Linked DNA regions of Homo sapiens: region 1 is linked to region 2. Evidence: read pairs that join two places in POLR2A ChIA-PET (ENCODE). Cell type or tissue: A673. All regions are shown on one strand. Links, peaks and the distances in the headings refer to the core of each region. The heading gives the core; the rest is flanking DNA.

Evidence for each region. ChIA-PET counts read pairs that join two places held together with the same protein. Peaks named below come from ENCODE experiments on the same cell type or tissue, not always from the same donor. Only the 100,000 strongest peaks of a DNase experiment are listed, where the experiment ranks them.
Region 1: POLR2A ChIA-PET joins it to region 2 with 15 read pairs; 6 of 35 experiments call an interaction of 5 or more read pairs at or near these places.

The regions. Positions count from the first base shown.
Region 1 is chr1:201,333,606-201,336,476 of GRCh38, reverse strand. No RefSeq gene overlaps it. Among named protein-coding and RNA genes, the nearest start is that of TNNT2, 43 kb to the left of the region's middle. In A673, for the core only: no CTCF peak of the experiment used is centred there; a DNase peak (open chromatin) is centred at 1,906; H3K27ac peaks cover 2,414 bases.
Region 2 is chr1:201,265,073-201,267,992 of GRCh38, reverse strand. No RefSeq gene overlaps it. Among named protein-coding and RNA genes, the nearest start is that of PKP1, 17 kb to the left of the region's middle. In A673, for the core only: no CTCF peak of the experiment used is centred there; DNase peaks (open chromatin) are centred at 536, 1,072, 1,492 and 1,972; H3K4me3 peaks cover 1,215 bases; H3K27ac peaks cover 2,500 bases.

The sequences.
Region 1 (2,871 bases), core at 372-2,871, 68 kb before region 2:
TCTGTTTTCGAACACTGGTTACAGAAGGCTCAGAGGGGCACCATGGTCACAGGTTGGAGTCATTAGAGGGCAGTTTTGGAGCCAACCTAATTGTTGGCAACTGCTGTCTAGATGGCAGCTATAGAGAAGGGAGAGGAGCACCAACCTTGGCCTCAGACCTGTTTCAAAATCCGAATCCATCACCTACTATCTGTATGACCTTGAAAAAGTTGCTCCACCTCTGAACCATAGTTTCCCTATCTGTGAAATGGGAATGATCCCACCTACTTTGCAGCATCTGGATAGAGATAGAAGGTCATTCATGCATGTCAGTGCCCACCCCCACGGGGGTCACAGAATAGGTGGTCGTTCTTGTCTGTTGTCCCCCACAGCCCTGCTATCCTCCAGGAAAACTCTGGGCCCCAGAATGCAGCCAGGTGAGCCTAAAGGGATCCAGAACAACACGCATGGGTGCAGCATGGGCCCCACTGGCCCTGGAGACCTGGTTGACATTTCCTTTCAGAGAGAGGTGTAGAAAGCAGGATTTTAATGGTCTTGTGTGCAGAGGGTGACATTTATACCCCAGAGATTTAGAACCGCTTGGTAAATGCTGAAATGCTTTTTAGAAATTTTAAAAATTAATTCAGCAGCCATAAAACTTCTTAATGGGCCAACTAGAGGGCTTAGGAATGCCAGAAGCCTGAAATCCTTTCTGTATATGGGATATCTCTGCTGATCCACCATCAGTGGGGCTTGTCAGCTTTGACACGCTTCCCAGAGAGGCTGGCATGTCACTTGGTGACATTCACACCCTGCTGAGGTGTGCAGGATGACGGGTTAGGGTGGAGGATACCAGCAGGAGTCCTTAAGGTATTTTTCACTCTGTGGCCCTGGCCTCATTACCTCCATATTCTAATCAACCAAACCACCAGCCCCAGACTAGATGATCCACACTGTAGTTTCTGGCATCTGATATTCCGTCTATCAGAACTCTTCGTTTATTGGCATGTCTGCACAGCAACCACAGCTCATAAGATGTGTAATCTTATGATGCCTCGAGGTGCTGTGAGCTTCTGATTCATTAAAGATTTGGTTATGCACAGTATCGCCTTTGTGTCAGGCCTCTCTGAACAGTTTTAACACTTTGACAGCTGGGCAGCCTCATGCGAGTTGACCAGAGCAGACTTGGGCTGGGACACAGGAGGCTTGAGTCTCAGGCTTGGTTCCGCCACAAACTTGCCACGTGACTCTGCGCAAGTCACTTTCTCTCTTTGGGTCTGTTTCCTCATCTATAAATTGAAATGTAATACTCTGGGCTCTGCCTGTCTCACTAGAATGAAGTAAAGATCAAAACAGCAAACCAACACCCTAAGGCTTTGAAAGCAAAAGGAGTTAATGTGTGGCCCCCTCAAGTAAAAAAGACTATTGTTATTATTAACGACTTCTGTTCACTCTTTTCTCCAACTGTGTTGGACAACGGAACGCACTGCATTCCAAAAATGATGCACAATGAATGCTTTATCTCTCGTGGAGAGAATCGGGTTCCAGGCCAGAATACTTCCAAAGGCAACAGGAGGAAATGGCTTCAGGGCTCAGGGTAGAGAGACCTGGAGGCAGCCTGACATGGAGTCTGGGAGACTCAGCCTCCAGCACCATGAGACCTTCTCCTTTCCACAGCTTAGGCTGCCAGCTGCTCCTGGTGCCTCCCAGTTTGGTCTTGCCCATCTGTTCCTGGACCCTTTTGCTCTCACTGGACAGTCCTCTGAAGGGGCCAGAGGGCCTGCCACCCACTTGGCCAGGGACAGTTGAATTAGTACTTCTGTAGCTTTTTGGCACTCCTACACATTAAGTGCACCCACGTCCCACGTAAAATCGAACTTCTTTACTGTTAGTTGTAATTTCCCAGTAATTATATCACATGTGGGAATTTTTAGGAAGTGAGACAACTAATCCGCAAATTGTTTCCAGTTGTTTATAAATAATAGATGTAACAATGGCGATGATGTAATATTGCATTTTGCATTGTAACGTAATTACACATAGATTATTATATGGCAGTGGTAGGAACATGAATAGGAATGAATGAATCTTGCAAACATATTGTTGAGATAAAATAACCAAACATAAAAATGGACTTACTGTTGACTTCCTTTATATAAAGTTCAAAAATAGGCAATATTAATCTACGGTGTTAGAAGTCAGGACAGTGGTTACCCCTGGGGAGGAGGATGGTGACCTGAAGGGGTCTGAGCAGGGTTTTGGGTGCTGGTAATGTTCTGTTTCTCGGTCTGGGTGCTATTCATTTGTGAAGCTTCATTGGGCTGCATGCATTTTCAGTTGTACATGTTTCTGCATGCATGCTATATTCCAATGAAAGCTTAGCAATCTAAACATCTGTTGATTGTAAATTTGTAACTTGATCTCACATTTTGGAGTCAATACATATTTTTCAGGTCTCAAAACATTTTTTGGATGTCCGAGGCCTCGTGTATTTAACAGTCCAGGCCACAGATAGGCCATCTTCTTCTTGTCTGTGGTACAGCTCCTTCTCTCTGACCTCTCTGGACATTACTAAACTGTGGGATGGTCCAGGAGGTCAGGGCCGTGGGCTGTAGTAGAGAGGACTTGCCAGTCACCACTCTTTCAAATTGGGAAAAGCTCACATTCAGCCCTTCCCCAAGCATCCTGACCTTCCCCATCCAGGTGGCCCTGACTGGCACTGATGGCCCACGGTGGTTATGTTCACAGCACTACTTGGAATTTACTACACATGCCTCGTTTGCTTATGTTTGTCTTGTCCCTTATGAGACTTCTGAGGCTGGGGCCCATCACATCCTTTGTTTTTGTGACCCTCCAGCACCAATACAGAACCCAGGTAGAATAGGCATTCAA
Region 2 (2,920 bases), core at 111-2,610:
ACTGTGTGGATAGACCACATATTGTTCACCCATTCACCTGTCAATGGACGGTGGGTGGTTTCCACCTTTTGGCTATGGTGAGTAATGCTGCGATGAACATGGGCGGACAAATCTCTGTTCAAGTCCCTGTCTTCAATTTTTGGGGTATATATCCAGACCCTTCTCTCGCGTCTCCCTCTGCCATTTCACCCCTTTTACTCCCATAGCCTAGAATGCTTTCTTCATTTCTATCTTTCAAGCCCCATTCTGTTTCCCTTGCCTTGTTGAAACCTGTCTAAATCTCACCTCCTTAACGCCAGCTTGGGAGGCAGCACAGTGGAGGGGCACAGGCTCCGGGCCTGGACCGGTGGGTCTGTGCACCTGTCTCAGACGCTCACCAGTCTGTGTCCTCGGACTACTTACCTAACTGCTCTAACTTCAGTTTTCCTAACTGCAAAAGGAGACGTGAAAACACGCTTGTAGGATCATTTGAGAGGATTCAGTGGGAAGGTCCATATAAAGTTTCTGGCACAGAGCAGGTATTTAATAAATGGTGGTGGTTGTTGGAATTTTTCCAGAAAGCTTTTCCTGACAGTATAGATATGAGATGTAGCACTTTGCAAAGCAAACTCCACACTCACAGAAGATGAGACAAATAAAATCCCCTCTCCTCAAGGAAATAACCCTAAGGTTTCTGCCACTGTAAATTAGTATAAGTTAGTAGCAGGTAAACTCTTGGAATTCAGCAAGTGATGTTTTCTGAGTAATTTCTATTTCTCTTGCCGTAATTTAAATACATTTTGTCTTGTTTTATCCTCAGTAAGCTCCCAGAACTGCTGCTCAGAATCCTGTCATTATTTTTCTAAATGCCTTTTAGGATTTAAGAACCTGATATATCCCCAATTTCTGACAATTAGAGTCAAAACCCAGACACCCAATTTTGTGTGCCTGTGGCAAGCCACGTACCAGGGAATAGCACCGAGGCTAGAGGAGAATGAAGCAGGTTCCTTGTTTCTGAGGAGGCCACAGGCATTCAGGCAAGACTTACATGCATGAGGCAATCTAGGGAACAATATGAGACACGTGTGACTCATCTGCTTTATATTAAAGCAAGTAGAGGGTGTGGACAGAGCTGTTCATGTTAGAGTAAGCAATATGAAAAGAAATAGCACAGCAACTATGAAAATATACTATGCAGGCAGGGGAACAAGAAGGAAGGAATATAGCCTGAAAACAGGTGAAAGAGTCCAAGCTGGAAGAAAACCTGAGCTGAAAACAGAAACAAATTCCTCACCAGTGTTTCATGTTTCAGAGTATGATAATACCATATAAATACAAAGACTAGATAATTATAAAACTGAATGAGATGAAGAGATTGCAGGGTTAGGAAAACAATTGGGAACTAGATGCAATTACACAGCTAATAAACTAGTTAGAAACAACATACAAGTCCAAAAATAGAATGGCTAAAGGAAAGGCTTGAAACCATCATAATCAATGCAGAGAAAAAAAGAGGCAGAGATTCAAGCAATTAGAAGATGGGAGGTTAGGAGGATAAAAGAAAGGAAGGGAGGAAGGGAGGAAGAGAGGAAGGAAGGAAGGAAGGAAGGAAGGAAGGAAGGAAGGAAGGAAGGAAGGAAAGAAGTGAGGGAGGGAGTGAGGGAGGGAGGGAGGGAAGGAAGATTAGCTAATATAAGAAAAATTAATATCCCTAAGTAGAAAACCATATAAATGAAACAGAAAAGATATTCAGGGATGTAACACAGAAAAAAAATTTTCTTCAATAAGGGACTGAATTTGCAAAAAAAAAAAAAAAAAAAAAAAAAAAAAAGGCACATGACATACCAGAAAAAAAATAGAAAATGGTCCACACCGACATATCCTGTTTAAGTTATTGAACTTCAAAGCATAAATAATTTTCAGGAGTGCAGGCAGAAAAGAAAAGTCATCAAAAGAGAGAAAACTCAGGTTCGACTCAGACATCCCATTCAATGCCCAAGTACATAAAGCAATGTCCACAAAATATTGAATGAGGAAGAGCATGACTCACAAATGTTATACCAGATAAGTTGTGTCAGATCTAAAGGCAGTAGAAGCATCTCAGACATGATAAGCCTGTCTTGAACACACAATCCGACACACAAGCCAGAAAACCATGAATTATTTGAGCTAACCCAGAGAACCCAGAGAATAAAAGGCTGGTGGTGAGCACTGCATTCATTTAAATATAGAACTGTTGCAGAGCAGAATAAAAATATGTAAAACTCCCAACAAAATGAAAATTACGTAAACAACAAAAATCAAGAGGTGGGGGAAGGGGAGATGAGATGAAGTACAGGGTGCTAGTTATTTCATCTTTCATAGCAGGGAGTCAGCCAGACTGAAATGAAAGCATACTTTTAAAAGTCAGTGACTACAGCTTCTTAAAACAATTTTGAAAAATGATTTTTCTTATCCATAGAGGGATCTTATAGGTACAAGTGTCTCATGTAATTATGAAACATTTATCCAAGATTGAATAATGCCTTCAGCTTAATCTTCCATTTTTTTCTATTATATGTAAGGACAAATACATTTAACGTTTTCATATTTTAAAAGTATGGGCCAGGCATGGTGGCTTACTCCTGTGATATCAACACTTTAGGAGGCCAAGGTAGGAAGATAACTTGAGCCCAGGAGTTCGAGATCAGCCTGGGCAACCTAGCGAGACACCCATCTCTACAAAAAAATTTTAGAAACGAGTGGGATGTGGTGGTATGCGCCTCTAGTCCCAGCTACTCAGGAGGCTGAGGCAGGAGGATCGCTTGAGCCCAGGAGGTTGAGTCTGTGATAAGCTATGGTTGCACCACTGCACCCCAGCGTGTGTGACAGAGTGAGACTCTGTCTCTATAAAAAATAAATAAGAGAATGTAACACATGACCCTATTCTTACAAAATGATT